2 separate regions of the Homo sapiens genome follow, and region 2 is linked to region 1. Evidence: chromatin contacts called from ENCODE Hi-C or POLR2A ChIA-PET data. All regions are on one chromosome and are shown on one strand. Each heading gives the region's core, a stretch centred on a gene start or an enhancer-like site at or near the end of the contact. The rest is flanking DNA. Distances are from core to core; before and after follow the strand shown.

Evidence for each region. A loop is a pair of places that touch in the nucleus more often than their neighbours do. ChIA-PET counts read pairs that join two places held with the same protein, here RNA polymerase II (POLR2A). Pooled maps may share reads with other maps.
Region 2: a pooled map shows a loop between it and region 1 (2.2-fold over the local background). The contact joins the enhancer-like site here to the promoter of ACTN3 in region 1. A Hi-C loop is called at or near these places in 1 of 37 single-sample maps with no recorded cell type and 1 of 50 pooled maps. POLR2A ChIA-PET finds 5 or more read pairs at or near these places in 17 of 52 experiments (A673, AG04450, GM10248 and 13 more).

The regions. Positions count from the first base shown.
Region 1 is chr11:66,543,244-66,550,922 of GRCh38, forward strand. ACTN3 (actinin alpha 3) reads left to right here and starts at 3,660. Exons shown (of 21, transcript NM_001104.4): 1 at 3,660-3,841. The coding sequence starts at 3,695. ZDHHC24 (zDHHC palmitoyltransferase 24) reads right to left here and starts at 2,805. Exons shown (of 3, transcript NM_207340.3): 1 at 2,480-2,805; 2 at 461-738. The coding sequence starts at 2,760. RefSeq lists enhancers at 1,970-2,079, 3,228-3,287, 3,358-3,407 and silencers at 2,558-2,797, 2,978-3,107, 5,975-6,269.
Region 2 is chr11:66,654,408-66,662,086 of GRCh38, forward strand. It overlaps a transcript of RBM4 not described here. Among named protein-coding and RNA genes, the nearest start is that of RBM4, 20 kb to the left of the region's middle. Within about 2 kb of position 4,729, at least 2 of the 41 ENCODE cell types and tissues checked have a DNase peak (open chromatin) inside an H3K27ac peak, as active enhancers do; they include OCI-LY7, where a contact is called at or near this core.

The DNA.
Region 1 (7,679 bases), core at 2,410-4,909:
TGTCACTTTCACTGGCTCCCCACTGTCCAGTCAAATAGGAGCCATCTCCTCACACCAGTTCTCAGGACCCCACCAGCCAGGCCTCCCCTACCAATCTGGCCTTAATTCTCACAATTCCCTGCCCACTCTCCAAGCCTTTGTTCCTATTGCTTCTCTCACTTAGAAATGCTCCTAGAATGCACTTCCACATCCCGCCATGCAGAGACTCCCACGAGTCTTTCTCCTCTCTCAACAACTCCAGGAATCTCCCAATTCTCCAGCCAGAACGCTGCACTTGTCTCAACACACCAGTTTCCATACTGCACCCCCGGGTGAATACCAAGCTGCCCTTACTGGCCATCACTGACACTGGGGCTGGGTCCCCCAGGCCAGAAAGCCCGTCTCCCACCAGAATGGGCTGTACTCCCCAGCCCAATACCAGGGCCCCTGCCTCTGTGCAGAGGCCTCCCAGGCTCCCCACCTGTGAGCAACATGAGCCAGGGAAGCAGGAGGAGGGCAGCCATGTGGAGGGGCGTGTGGGCTCGCAGCAGGGCCGACAGTGCAGGGCCCAGCAGCACAGAGACGTGGAGCAGGACGCCGGCGGCATGAAGCAGCAGGCACAGGAAGGGCCGGTAGTTGCCGAAGCCCACGCAGCGGCCCAGCAGGCGGCAGTGGTGGTCCCGACGCAGGATGCAGACGCGGCAGGCAGAGCAGTGTCCGCTGCGTGGCGGCACCTGGCTTTGGCATTGGTAGCAGTAACTGCAGGAAGGAACCACAGCGTCAGTTCCCCCAGCAGCTCAGATGCCCCATATTGTGCACAGGGCTGCCCCAGAGCCCATCCTGCGGAAGTGGCAACAGCCATTTGCCCTGGCTAAGCCTCAATTTCTTTACAAGTAAATGCAGGCTAAACAAGATGTCCCAGGCCCTTCTAGTTCTAGCACTACAGGTCTGAGGTCTCTTCCAGCCCTAACATCCCCAGTCCTGAGACCTCTCTCAAGCCACTGACATCCAGCAGCAAATCCCTCCCTTCCTCCACGGTCACCCCTTTGTCCAGGTCACTAGGAACTCTCTGGATTACTGCAATAGCCTCTTGACTGGTCTCCGATTCCACCTTTGCCCCACCTCGTACGGTCTCACCCCAGCAACCAAACTGACCCTCCTCTGCTTAAAACCCTCCTGTGGTTCTCCAATTTATTTCTAGTAAAAAGCAAAGCCTTCAGTGTCCTACAACATCCTTCTATCTGTGACATCTCTTCCCCTCTCTTACTGCACTCCAGCCACACTGGCCTTCTTGCTGTTCTGGGAACATACATGCTGGGTACACAACTGCCTCAGAGCCTTTGCACCACTTGTTACCTCTGCCTGGAACACCTTTCCCTCAGATTCCCACATGGCTAACCGCCCCCCACGCCCTCCAAGTTTTTTGCTCAAATGCCTCCTTCTCTATGAGGTCTACCTTGACCACACATTTATGTATATTATTTTAAAAATTAATTAAAAAAAATTTTTAGGGACAGAGTCTCGCTACATTACCCAGGCTGGAGTGTAGTGGTTGTTCACAGGTGTGATCATAGCACACTACAGCCTCAGTCTCAGCAAAAGCCTCTGCCTGGCATAAAATGTGTGTGTAGAGCCTGTACCTGGTGTAATTTTTTTTTCTAATTATAAATTGACAAATTCCAGTTGTATATACTTATGGGATACCAAGTGATGTTATGATTTATCAGTACAGCTTGGAATAAATCAAGCTAATTAGGATAGCCATTACCTCAAACACTCATATTTTTGTGATGAGAATTTACCACCTGTTTATTTATGTATTTATTTATTTGAGACGGAGGGAGTCTTGCTCTGTCACCCAGGCTGGAGTGCAGTGGCTCGATCTCGGCTCACTGCAACCTCCGCCTCCCAGGTTCAAACAATTCTCTTGCCTCAGCCTCCCCAGTAGCTGAGATTACAGGCACGTGCCGCCATGCCCGACTAATTTTTTTATATTTTTAGTAGAGACGGGGTTTCACCACGTTGGCTAGGCTGGTAAACTTCTGACCTTAAGTGATCCGCCGGCCTCGGCCTCCCAAAGTGCTGGGATTACAGATGTGAGCCAACGCACCCGGCCTAACCACCTATTTAATATTGAAACTTGCAACCCCTTTACCCTGCTCTACTTCTTGTTTCCAAACTACTATCACCTTCTAGCATTCTATATGATTTGCTTATTATTCCTCTAGTTTCTCATCTGCACCCCCCTCAAATCAGGAATTTGTTCTATTGTACCCTTCGTCCCTGTAACAAAACCTTGCACCTAGTAGGCTCCCAATAAGTATTTGCGAGTAAATAAATAACACTCAATTCTAGCTCTTCCATCCCAGGTTCTAAAAAAATGTCTGATTCTAACAACCTGGATCCTAATGTAACCCGGTTCTAACATCTCAGGTCTTGGGGCCCCTCCCCCCTGTCCAAGGCTCCCACTTCTCCCCGCCCGATCCCGCACCCCACTCACGCCCAGCCCTGGCCCAGACCGCGGCCGGCCAGCATCACGCCACGGATGCTGGGATCCGAGCGCAGGAAGAGCCCCACGTTGCCCAGCAGGTTGAGCAGCTGGAAGGCGGCCAGCGCCAGCTGCAAGGCCCGGGCCAGGGGTCCCAGCGGCGGCGGCCCGGGACCGAGCACCAGCACGTAAGCCAGCTCCAGGCCCACGGCCGCGGCCCACAGCGCGGTGAGCACGAGAGGCAGCTGCGCGGGCGCCCCGTCCGTGCTCCCAGCCGCCCAGGGCTGCCCCATGGCCTGGACACCCAGCTGTCGGAGCCGGAGGACTAGGCCGCTTCCGTATTGGGGCGGAGATAGCGGCAGACGGACGTCTGCTACGGCCAATAGAAGCTCGGAAGGGGGTGCGGCGAGCGCTCAGACTCTCAGGGAACGGCCGGCCCACGCGGCGAGTTGATCTGGCCAACGGACCAGCAGTGGAGGCGCTCGGAATCCCGCGGCGCTGGAGCCCGGATAACGCCGCGGAGTGATTGACCCGCCCACCCTGGAGGCTCCTCCCATCCCGTCGGAGCCCCGCCCGCTGGCGCGGGGGCCAGGAGTGCCCGGGGGATTGAGTTGCAGCCGGGGTGGTGTCGGGGTTTCCCGGCTCAGCACATTCTCCCCTACTCCCCACAGCCGCCCCGATATTAATAGCCCTGCCGCAGCCCATCCAGCTGGCTCAGAGCCGTTCCCCATGCCCGGGTGTCTCCATCACCCCAGAAAACATGCAAAACAGCTCGGCGCCTCTGTGTTCCTGACTGTGAAATGGGGATAGGGCTCTGTGTCCCACCAGCGAGGTGCTGGAAGAGGCTCACGAGGAGCTCCAGAGGGCAGCCTCTAGAGCGGCCCGCGGCCACTATTATTATCGGCCTTTCTATTGTGGAGAGGAGTAAACAGACTCAGAGAGGTCCCGTGGATTTCTCAAGGTCACACAGCGCCCCAGCAGCGGAGCAGGAATGCAAACCCAGGATCTCCGCCGCGAGATCCACCCCGGCGCCCCCGAGTCCCGCAGTTCCCGGCTTCAGGACAACCCCTTGCCAGGTCCAACCCGAGCTCCTTCACCCCCATCCGGCCCCTCCCTCCTCCCCCATATTTAGTGCGAATTCGATCTGGGGCTGGGCTGGGCCCTACTTAATGGGGCCCGGGTGTCCGAGAGCGTGCCGAGCGGAGCGAAGCCAGGAGCCCGATCGAGATGATGATGGTTATGCAGCCCGAGGGTCTGGGGGCCGGGGAGGGGCGCTTTGCGGGCGGCGGCGGGGGCGGCGAGTACATGGAACAGGAGGAGGACTGGGACCGCGACCTGCTGCTGGACCCGGCCTGGGAGAAGCAGCAGCGGAAAGTGAGTGCTCGCCCATTTCCTGACAGCAAAACCGAGGCCTGAGAGGCCGGGCTGTTTGTCCTGGGCATCTCAGCAGTGCAGGGGCAGAGCTTGTCTTTAACCTAGAGTGCTAATCCCCAGCCCAGGCTCTGCCCATCAGCTGCCTGCTGTCCCCAGGGCTGGAGGAGAGGGCTGGGAGCCCTCAAGAGGGGTTTAAAATGACAAGAGAGTTTCTGGGCTCCCCACCCCCACCAGGGTTCATTCCCCTGGGCCCACTGCCCCACTTCTGCTGCTGAAAACAGGCTGGGCAAACCCCAGGAGATCCAAGTTAGGGGGGGTTCAGAAAGAAGAATCTTCTTCTAGTTAAATATTCCCAGACCCCACCCTGAAGGCTTGCAGTCAGGCAACTAGTGGACTTGGGAGTGTGGGGGTAGTGAGAAGGGTCCTCTCAGACCCCACCCCACCTCGTCTCCAGGGTGGGGTCCATAGTCGCTGTATCTCATTTAACAATTGAAGAAACTGAAGCCCAGAAAGAGCACAGACAGGCCCCACATCACAGACTGTCAGACATCAGGACCCCCGCAACCTGAGGATCTTTACCCTTTTCCCTACCCCCATTCTTTCCCAAGATACCCCAGGCATGGGGCCCTGAGTCTGCTGAAAAGGCCATAGGTCGGGGAGGAGGGGAGACCTGGGTCCCCTTACGCTGTAACCTGACTCTCCAGCCAGATGGACACTTAGTGCTGAGGCAGCACCTCGGGGGCGCCAAAGAGGGGCACAGGGGCAGCTGCTACCCAGGCCCAGCCCGTTGGGCACTCAGGGCCCCTCCCTCCCTGAGCTATTTTCACTCCCAGACTTTCCCAAGTAGAGGGGGCAGGACACCTGGGTTCCCAAAGGGAAAATGATCCAGGCCAGAGGGAGAATACTTTGGAGAGTGGCAGGCCAGGGGTAACCAGGAGGGCACTATGAGGCCATTGGACCCTGCTCAGCGTGTGCCAACACTGTATGACTCCAGGAGAGGGCAGGGTACTGGGGTACTCAGTGGAATTTAAATGACCTGAGAGTCCCAGAATTTAGAATCAGAGTACTTCTGCTGGGTTAGATGACAGGAGATGACCCCAAGGGCCGAGAGGCTCCGCTGACTCGGCTGGGGTGCCCCGGGTGACAGGCCTCCCCTTAGGCTCCCCCTGCACCTGTCTCCAAGCACGGCTGCAGTCCCAGGTTTGGCAATTTCCCGGTGGTGTCATCCCTGTCCTTGGCTCCAGCTGCCACCTGTTCTGCAACATCTCCTATCCCTACCCCCACCCACCCGGGCCTCTCCGAGATCCAGGTCTGCGTGCCCCCCATATGACACGTGCCAGTCTGTAACTTGCCTTTGTCACCTAACAAATTATCAGGAACATCTGTTCATCCCAACTTGCAGTCACCATCTCATCATCTACTCATTCAATGGCTGGCACAGCATAGAGGATCTGAAAATCAATCAGCATCCCTTGTAGTTGGACATTTGGCTCATTTCTTTCTTGTCCAGCGTTGTTTATTGCAAGGTGGTAATAAACATCCTTGTGCTCAGCTTTAGCCCTGACCCCTCCCTGTTGCTCTATGCTCCCTTTCTCCCCAGTGACTCCTCCATCCAAGGGCTTCCTTCACACAGTCTTGGAGCAGCACGCTGCCTCCTCCCACCTGATGTCTTACCATGTGCCAGCGCTGTTTCAGGTGCTGGAATTCGGCAGCAGACAAAATAAAGCCCCTGCCATGGGAGCTTACATTCCAACATTTCTGTCTCATCCATCCAATCCTGCCTTGTCCCCCACACTGACACCCTTCCTCTCTTGCCCTGATCCCAGTGACTGCGTCCTCACTTCTGCCTTCTGCCACGCCAAGCCATTCATCTCCACTCTGCAACCAGCATGGACAGTTCTGCCCACCTCCCTCCTGCCTGAGGCTTCCCTGACTCTCTGTTGCCCTCCGGATCAAATTTTAACTCCCCAGCTTAGCACCCAAGATCACACATGACCTGGCTCCTGCTGCCCCTCCGGCCTGCCTCTCACCACTTATACCCCAACAATCCCAGCTCCATTCCAGCAGTGCCCAGATCCTTGTAGTCTGACAAATGTAGCAAGTGTTTCTCACAGCCACCGAGCACTTGCCTGCATGGCAGCCCCTGCCTGAAATGCCCTTGCCTGCCCTTCCCTTCCTGAATAATTCCTGCCCATCACAGCTCTGATCAAATACTCGCCTTCCCCAAGAGGGGACCCTGATCCGCAGCGTCCCTCCCATAAATTCCTCGGCAACCTCTTACAGCGCTTCTCAGACCAAAATGACTCTTGGATGGACTGTGAGCTCCCTTAGGGCAGGAACCACATCTCATTAAGAGTCTTGTTTGGGCTGGGAGTGGTGGCTCATGCCTGTAATCCCAGCACTTTGGGAGACGGAGGGGGGCGGATCACCTGAGGTTGTAAATTCAAGATCAGCCTGACCAATATGGAGAAACCCCATCTCTACTAAAAATACAAAATTAGCAGGGCGTGGCGACGCATGCCTGTAATCCCAGCTACTTGGGAGGCTGAGGCAGGAGAATCGCTTGAACCAGGGAGGCAGAGGTTGCAGTGAGTAGAGATCGCACCATTGCACTCCAGTCTGGGCAACAAGCGCGAAACTCTGTCTCCAAAAAAAAAAAAAAAAAAAAAAAGAGTCATGTTTGGCACCACCCAGACCTGCCTATCCCCCTGCCCTTTCCAAACTCAAAGCATCTTAGACTCCAGGGTTGGAGGGAACTGTGGGAAATCTAACTGCCCTATTCAGTGCTTAGGTTCCCATCAAGTTGTACTCAGTGTCTACTTACATACCTCCAGTGATGGGAAGCTCACTCCCTTTCCTTAGCAATGACAGCCCCTCAAGTATTTAACGCATCATCTTCCATGTCCAGCTCCCAGGGCATCTGGCAAGCTGGTCTGAGGAAGGAAAGGTGGCTGAGGGGAAGAATTCCAAATGGCTCCCAGGGCCACCTCCCAGGAGTATCTGCTTTGTGGTGTGGGGATGCTCTGAATCCAAGAATCCTGCCAGGCTGGAAGAAGAAAGACCTGAGACATCATAGATTCTGATCCTTTAATTACACAAATGGGAAGACCAAGCCCCGAAGAGGGAAAGGGGCTGACCCTAGATCACAGAGCATGAGTGGCTCAGTTGGCCTTGGAGCCCACCCTGACTCTACCAAGTAGTCTATGGAAAGGCAGAATTCAGGACCTGAAGGGCGGTAGGTTGGCAGAAACTTGTGTACCAAGTGTCGTGTCACCCCTATCCCCAACAGACACACAGCCCTGTACCATCCCTCCCATCTCAGAAGGAGGCTGAGGCTGAGGCTGACTTTTGGGGAAGGGGTGGGCAGTCACCCCTAGAAATGAGATCAGACCAGGCATGGTGGCTCATGCCTGTAATCCCAACACTTTGGGAAGCCAAGGCAGGAGGATCACTTGAGCCCAGGAGCTTGAGACCAGTCTGGGCAACATAATAAGACCGAGGCAGGAGGATCACTTGAGCCCAGGAGCTTGAGACAAGCCTGAGCAACATAGTAAGACCGTCTCTCTCTAAAAAAACAAAATGAGATCAGGCTGGGCCCGAGTGCCAGCTGACGCTCCAACAGCCCTCAGAGTCCTTACTCATGTAGGGTCTACTTGGAGGCCAATTTACAACAACCCTAGAAGGTCAGTAGCACTGAGAAAACAGAAACACAGAGACAGTCCCTTAGGCAAAACCCTGAGGGCCAGATGTGCTTGAGTCCAGGAGTTTTCAGATTTCAGAAAGGCAATATCACCCTGCACTGGCTCCTATGGTTCAAAACCTCAGAGGGCCCCACATT
Region 2 (7,679 bases), core at 3,479-5,978, 110 kb after region 1:
ATGGCGTGAACCCGGGAGGCAGAGCTTGCAGCGAGTCGAGATAGTGCCACTGCAGTCCGGCCTGGGTGACAGAGTGAGACTCCATCTCAAAAAAAAAATTTTTTTTATTTTTGAGACAAGGTCTCACTTTGTCCTCTAGGCTGGAGTGCTGTGGTGCAAACATGTCTGACTGCAATCTTGATCTCCCAGGCTGAAGCTATCCTCTCGCCTCAGCCTCCTGGGTAGCTGGGACTACAGGCACGCACCACCACGCCCAGCTCAGTTTTGATTAATTTTGTTTTTTTTTTTTTTTTAGAGGCAAGGTTTTCCCATTTTGCCCAGCCTAGTCTTGAACTCCTGCGCTTAAGTGATCATCCTGCCTCAGCCTACCAAAGTGGTGGGATTACAGGTGTGAGCCACTGTGCCCAGCCTACAGATAATTTCTTTTTATTTTTTGAGATGGAGTCTCCCTACGTCGCCCAGGCTGGAGTCCAGTGGCGCCATTTCGGCTCACTACAACGTCCGCCTCCCAGGTTCAAGTGATTCTTCTCCCTCAGCCTCCTGAGTAGCTAGGATTACAGGCGCATACCACCACGCCCAGCTAAATTTTTTTTTTGAGATGGAGTTTTGCTCTTGTTGCCCAGGCTGGAGTGCAGTGGCATGATCTCGGCTCACTGCAACCTCTGCCTCCTAGGTTCAAGCGATTCTCCTGCCTCAGCATCCTCAGTAGCTGGGATTACAGGCATGCACCACCACGCCTGGCTAATTTTTGTATTTTTAGTAGGGATGGTGTTTCACCATGTTGGCCCTGCTGGTTTCGAACTCCTGACTTCAGGTGATCCACCCGCTTTGGCCTCCCAAAGTGTTGAGATTACAGGCATGAGCCACTGCACTCGGCACTTCTTTTCTTTTTTTTTTTTTGAGACAGGGTCTCACTCTGTCACCCAGACTGCAGTGCAGTGGGGTGATCTTGGCTCACTGCAACCTCCACCTCCCAGTCTCAGTTGGTCCTCCTACCCCAGCCTCCCGAGTAGCTGAGACTACAGGCATGCCACTACATCCCACTCGTATTTCTTGTAGATACAGGGTTTCGCTATGTTGCCTACGGTGCTCTTGAACTCCTGGGCTCAAGCGATTCTCACCTCGGCCTCCCAAAGTGCTGGGATTATAGGAATGAGCCATTGCACCCGGCCTGGGCCTCTTTTAAAAAAGTGAGATTTGAGCAATGAGTTGAATTAGATGTAAGTTAGCAACAGGTATCTGGGGGAAAAGTACGCCAGGTAGAGAGAATATCTTGAGCAAGGGTCTTAAGGTGGGAGTGTTCTAACAGTAAGGAGGCCAGTGGCAAAAGAGTGAGTGGGAGGAGAGAGGAGCAGAAGAGGTCAGGTAGTTAGCAGATCTAGTAGTTAATCTTCTAGGGCCTTTCTGGCCTTCACTCTGAGTCAACTAGTCTTGTAGGTTTTTAAGCAGTGTCATAATGTGATTACTTTTTTAAAAAATCAGCTTTTCTGAGTTTTTTTTTTAAACACCCTTTCAACCCAGTTTTTCCTGACTCTGGGAAGAACCAGGAAGAGACGGCCCTGAAGTATTCTTTTTTTTTTTAGATGGAGTTTTGCTTTTGTTGCCCAGGCTGGAGTGCAATGGTGCAATCTCAGCTCACCACAACCTCCGCCTCGCGGGTTCGAGTGATTCTCCTTCCTCAGCCTCCTGAGTAGCTGGGATTACAGGTGCCCGCCACCATGCCCGGCTAATTTTGTATTTTTTTTTTTAGGCGGAGTCTCGCTCTGTCACCCAGGCTGGAGTGCAGTGGCACAATCTCAGCTCACTGCAAGCTCTACCTCCTGGGTTCACGCCATTCTCCCACCTCAGCCTCTGAAGTAGCTGGGACTACAGGCACCTGCCACCACGCCTGGCTAATTTTGTTTTTGTATTTTTAGTAGAGACAGGGTTTCACTGTGTTGGCCAGGATGGTCTCGATCTCATGACCTTGTGATCCACCCGCCTCGGCCTCCCAAAGTGCTGGGATTACAGGTGTGAGCCACCGTGCCTGGCCTAATTTTCTATTTTTTTAGTAGAGACGGGGATTCTCCATGTCAGTCAGACTGGTCTCGAACTCCCAGCCTCAGTTGATCTGCTCACCTTGGCCTCCCAAAATGCTGAGGTTACAGGCATGAGCCACTATGCCCGGCCTGAAGTATTATTTTCAAACAATAAAATATACCAATTTTGAAAACAATTTGACACATTGTGACAATGTACTTTTTTGGGGGGCCTTTTGTTTTGTTTTTTAAAAAGATGGTGTCTCACTCTATTGCCCAGGCTGGAGTGCAGTGACATGATCTCGGTTCACTGCAATCTCCACCTCCCGGGTTCAAGCGATTTTTGTGCCTCAGCCTTTTGAGTAACTGGGATTATAGATGCATGCCACCATGTCCAGCTAATTTTTATATTTTTAGCAGAGACGGAGTTTCACCATGTTGGCCAGGCTGGTCTTGAACTCCTGACCTTAGGTGATCCACCACCTTGGCCGCCCAAAGTGCTGGGATTATAGGCACAGTCGTGAGCCACCATGCCCAGTTTGACAATGTACTGGTAATTTTGGTAACTGATGGTTACAATCTTGTTCCCATTGTTGCAATCAAAATACAGAACATTTTTGTCAGCCAAAAAGCCCTTGTGCCCCTTTGTAGTTAATCCTCAGCCCCTGATCAATTTTTTAGTCTTTTTTTTTTTTTTTTTTTTTTTTTAGGTGCGGTCTTGCTCTGTTGCCTAGGCTGGAGTACAGTGGTATGAGTATGGCTCAATGCAGCCTCAACCTTCTGAGCTGAAGCGGTCTTCCCATCTCAACCTTCCAAGTAGCTGGAACTACAGAGGTATGCACCATTGCACCTGGCTAATTTATTTTTTATTTTTATCTTTTGGTAGAGATGGGGTCTCCCTATGTTGCCCAGGCTGGTTAGGAACTCCTGGCTCAAGCTATACTCTTGTCTCAGCCTTCCAGACTACTAAGATTAGGCCGGGCGCGGTGGCTCACACCTGTAATCCCGGCACTTTGGGAGGCCGAGGGGGTGGATCACTTGAGGTCAGGAGCTCGAGAGCAGCCTGGCCGACATGATGAAACCCCGTCTCTACTAAAAATGTAAAATATTAGCCAGTTGTCGTGGTGCGCACCTGTAGTCCCAGCTACTTGGGAGGCTGAGGCAGAAGAATCACTTGAACCCGGGAGGTGGAGGGTGCAGTGAGATGAGATAGCGCCACTGCACTCTAGCCTGGGCGACAGAGCAAGATTCCATCTCAAAAAAAAAAAAAAAAAAAAAAAAAATTATAGGCATGAGCCACCTCGCCTGCCCCCTCCCCCACCTTTTTTTTGAGACAGGGTCTTCCTATGTCACCCAGGCTGGAGTGCCGTGTTCAACCTCCACCTCCTCCCGGGCTCAAGCAATTCTCTCACCTCAGCCTCCCGAGTAGCTGGGACCACTGGCGCATGCCAGCATGCCCAACTAATTTCTGTATTTTGTAGTTGTGGTTTTGCCATGTTGCCCAGGCTGGTCTTGAACTCCTGAGCTCTAGCCATTTGCCTGCCTCAGCCTCCCAAAGTGCTGGGATTACAGGCGTGAGCCACCTAGTCTGACCCTTTTTTAAAATTTTTTTTTTTTGAGATGGAGTTTTGCTCTTGTTGCCCAGGCTGCTGGAGTGCAACGGCACGATCTCGGCTCAGTGCAACCTCTGCCTCCTGGATTCAAGCGATTCTGCTGCCTCAGCCTCCCTAGTAGCTGGGATTACAGGCATGCACCACCACGCCCGTCTAATTTTGTATTTTTAGTAGAGATGGGGTTTCTCCGTGGTGGTCAGGTTGGTTTTGAACTCCCGACCTCAGGTAATCCGCCTGCCTCGGCCTCCCAAAATGCTGGGATTACAGGCGTGAGCCACTGTGCCTGGCCTAGTCTGACCTTTTTTTTTTTTTTTTTTTTTTTTTCGTTTTGTTTTAAATGGGCAACTAGAATAGGCTCAGAGATTCCCTGAAATCATTGTTAATTGTCACAATTTAGGGGGTTTCTCCCGCCAGGGATGTGGCTAAACATCCTCCAATGCACAGGAGGGGCACCTTTCCCAGTTATCACTAGTGCCAAGTTTGAAATCCTCTTCAAGACTTCATTCATTGCTTTGGCTTTGTATACCATATGGAGTTGTGCTGTTCAGTGTGGTAGCCAGAGACATATACAGTGCTGCGAGTACCAAATACCTATGGGATTTAAAAAATTAATATAAGCCAGGCGCAGTGGCTCACGCCTGTAATCCCAGCACTTTGGGAGGCCAAGGTGGGCAGATCACTTGATGTCAGGAGTTTGAGACCAGCCTGGCCAAGGTGGTGAAACCCCATCTCTACTAAAAATACAAAACTTAGCCAGGCGTGGTGGCACGTGCCTGTAGTCCCAGCTTCTTGGGAGGCTGAGACAGGAGAATTGCTTGTACCTGGGAGGCGGAGGTTCTATTGAGCCAAGATTGGGCCACGGCACTCTAGCCTGGGCAACAGAGCAAGAGTGTCTCTCAAAAAAAAAAAATATATATATATATATATTCAGTTTTTAATGCTCATTATATGTTGAAATGGTCATTTTTTTGCACATATTGGGTAAAAATACATTAAAATTTTTTTTTTTCCTAACCACCAGACTATCTGGGGAAAATAAAATTAATACAATTTAATTTCACCTGTTTCAGTTCCCTATGTGGTTTGCATTTGTGGCTCACATTGTATTTCTGTTATGTAACACTGATCCAGGTGCTAAAGACTCTTGATATCTCCAGTTTGAAACCTCTCTTCTGTGCTCAAGATTCAGGGATCTGGACACCTAGCTGACATTTCTTCTTGGTTCTTTTTTTTTTTTTTTTTTTTTTTTTGAGATGGAGTCTCACTCTGTTGCCCAGGCTGTAGTGCAGTGGCGCGATCTCGGCTCACTGCAAGCTCCGCCCCCCGGATTCAAGTGATTCTTCTGCCTCAGTCTCCTGAGTAGCTAGGACTACAGGCACGTGCCACTACACCTGGCTAATTTTTGTATCTTTAGATACAAAATTTAGAGACGGGATTTCACCATATTGGCCAGGCTGGTCTCGAACTACCGACCTCGGGTTCTGCCCGCCTTGGCCTCCCAACTTGCTGGGATTACAGGCATGAGCTACTGCACCTGGCTGGTTGTCTTAATACACCTCAAACTTGGTATATCTGAGATAGAGCTCCTGAGACTCCCCACTCTAAAATCATTTCTCCTTCAGTCTTCCTTATCCCATTCTCTCTTTCAGCCAGATTGCTGGTAGTCATTCTTACGCCCTCCCCAACCATTAGCAGCTCTTGATCATGTTTATATCACATGTTGCCTCTTTTCTCCATGTCTTTGCCACAGCCATAGTCTAGACCATGCTATCCTCTCCCACCAAGATGACTACAGTGACCTCCAGGTCCATCTTTTTCTTACCCTTGGGTCTTCAAAGTATTCTCCATTTAATAGCCAGAATGTTCTTGTGAAATGTATGTAAATCAGATGTTTCTTTCGTTACTTAGAACCTTTCAGCAACTTCCCCTTTTATCTAAAGTAAAATGCCCAATCCCTTAGTTTGAACGTGCCTTTCCTCTGTCACACTTTATTATCTCAGGCCCTTTTCCCTGCTTATCTATCCTTTTCTGACCATACTGACTCTCCTTTCAGATCCTTGTATACACTGAGCTCTTTCCTGCCTCAGGGCCTTTTTTTTTTTTTTTTTTTTAAATCTGAAGGGACCTTTCTCTTTACTGCTTTAGAGCTAACTTAACTTCAGGTCTTAGCTTCAGGATCAAGTATTGGAATGCCCTCCCAAACCACCTGTAGCTTAGTAGATATGTCCTCCCATTATTCCCTGCCATTGGACCCATTTTGTGTAATTTGTGGTACTTATCACAATTTCTTTTTTTTTGAGATGGGAGTCTCTCTTTTTTTTTTTTTTTTTTTGAGACAGAGTCTTGCTCTGCAACCAGGCTGGAGTGCAGTGGCACGATCTTGGCTCACTACAACCTTTGCCTCCTGGGTTCAAGTGATTCTCCTACTTCAGCCTACTGAATAGCTGGAATTACAGGCTTCTGCCTAATTTTTTTGTAGTTTTAGTAGAGACAGGGTTTCGCCATGTTGTCCTGGCTGGTCTCAAACTCCAGACCTCAGGTGATCCTTCTACCTCGGCTCCCAAAGTGCTGGGATTACAGGTGTAGGTAGGCCACTGCACCCGACCTAAACTTTTTTTTTTTTTTTTTAATTTGAGATGGAGTCTTGCTCTGTCGCCCAGGCTGGAGTGCAGTGGTGCGATCTCAGCTCACTGCAAGCTCTGCCTCCCGGGTTCACGCCATTCTTCTGCCTCAGCCTCCCGAGTAGCTGGGACTACAGGCATGTGCCACCATACCTGGCTAATTTTTTTTGTATTTTTAGTAGAGGCAGGGTTTCACCATGTTAGCCAGGATGGTCTCGATCTCCTGACCTCGTGATCCACCCGACTCGGCCTCCCAAAGTGCTGGGATTACAGGCGTGAGCCACTGCGCTCAGCCGTGCCCGGCCTAAACTTTCTAAATCTCAGTAGCCTTAATTGCTGGGAGAGCCAGTGATGCTACCTCATTGGGTTCTTGTGGATTTGCAGGGGTGACAGATACACGGTTTGAATTTGGCCTGGATTCTCAAAGGCCCTGCAAACCTAAGGCACTTCAGATTGAATTCATCTCGTCAGATTTTTCATTCTTCTCCTGCAAGTTCCTGGAGCTGATTCTATCATTTCTTGCATTTCATTTCTCCTCAGCGGCAGAGCCTAGCTCTGGTCTGAAGAAAGCCGAGATTGATCTTCCAACAAACTGACAGCTCTTCCCAGGAATATTTATTTCTCCCCTCCTTCCTTTTCCCAAATCTCCTAGGCCAGGTGACTTCCTGAGGACCAGGTTTGTAAGCAAAATCCTGACAAGCTATGAAACCAATCTGGGGCAAGTTGCTTCCCTTTTCTGGTCCATCTTGCAGGCAGCCAACCTTTTTCTGCCCTTAGGACAAGTTTCTAACAGCACCTTGAGTGCCCTGAGGGCCTAGTGTCTTTCTGTGCCATGCTGGAAACCTGAGGAAGGGGGTAGATCTGAGGCTACAGAAACCACATATGCCTCATTCATCACCATGTTCCCACATCCTAGCTCATAGTAGGAATTCAAACAGTTGATAAATGAATTCAGGAGCTTTTAGCGTTGAGAGGCCTCATGGGACTCTGAAATGGTCTATAGTGAGAAACTTGGTGAACTAAAGGAATTTTGTATTCACAATATGCAATTTATCATATAAGAAGTAAGGTTTAGGAATAAAAACATTGGCCAGGTGTGGTGGCTCACGCCTGTAATCCCGGCACTTTGGGAAGCCGAGGTGGGTGGATCACCTGAGGTCAGGTGTTCAAGACCAGCCTGACCAATATGGTGAAACCCCATCTCCACTAAAAATACGAAAATTCACCAGGCGTGGTGGCGCGCGACTGTGATCCCAGCTACTGGGGAGGTTGAGACAGGAGAATTGCTTGAACCTGGGAGGCAGAGGTTGCAGTGAGCCGAGATCATGCCAGTGCACTCCAGCCTCAGTGACAGAGCGAGACTCCATCTCAAAACAAAAAAATACATTTGTCCTACTCAACAGTACTCTTTTGGTGTGAAAGGTTTT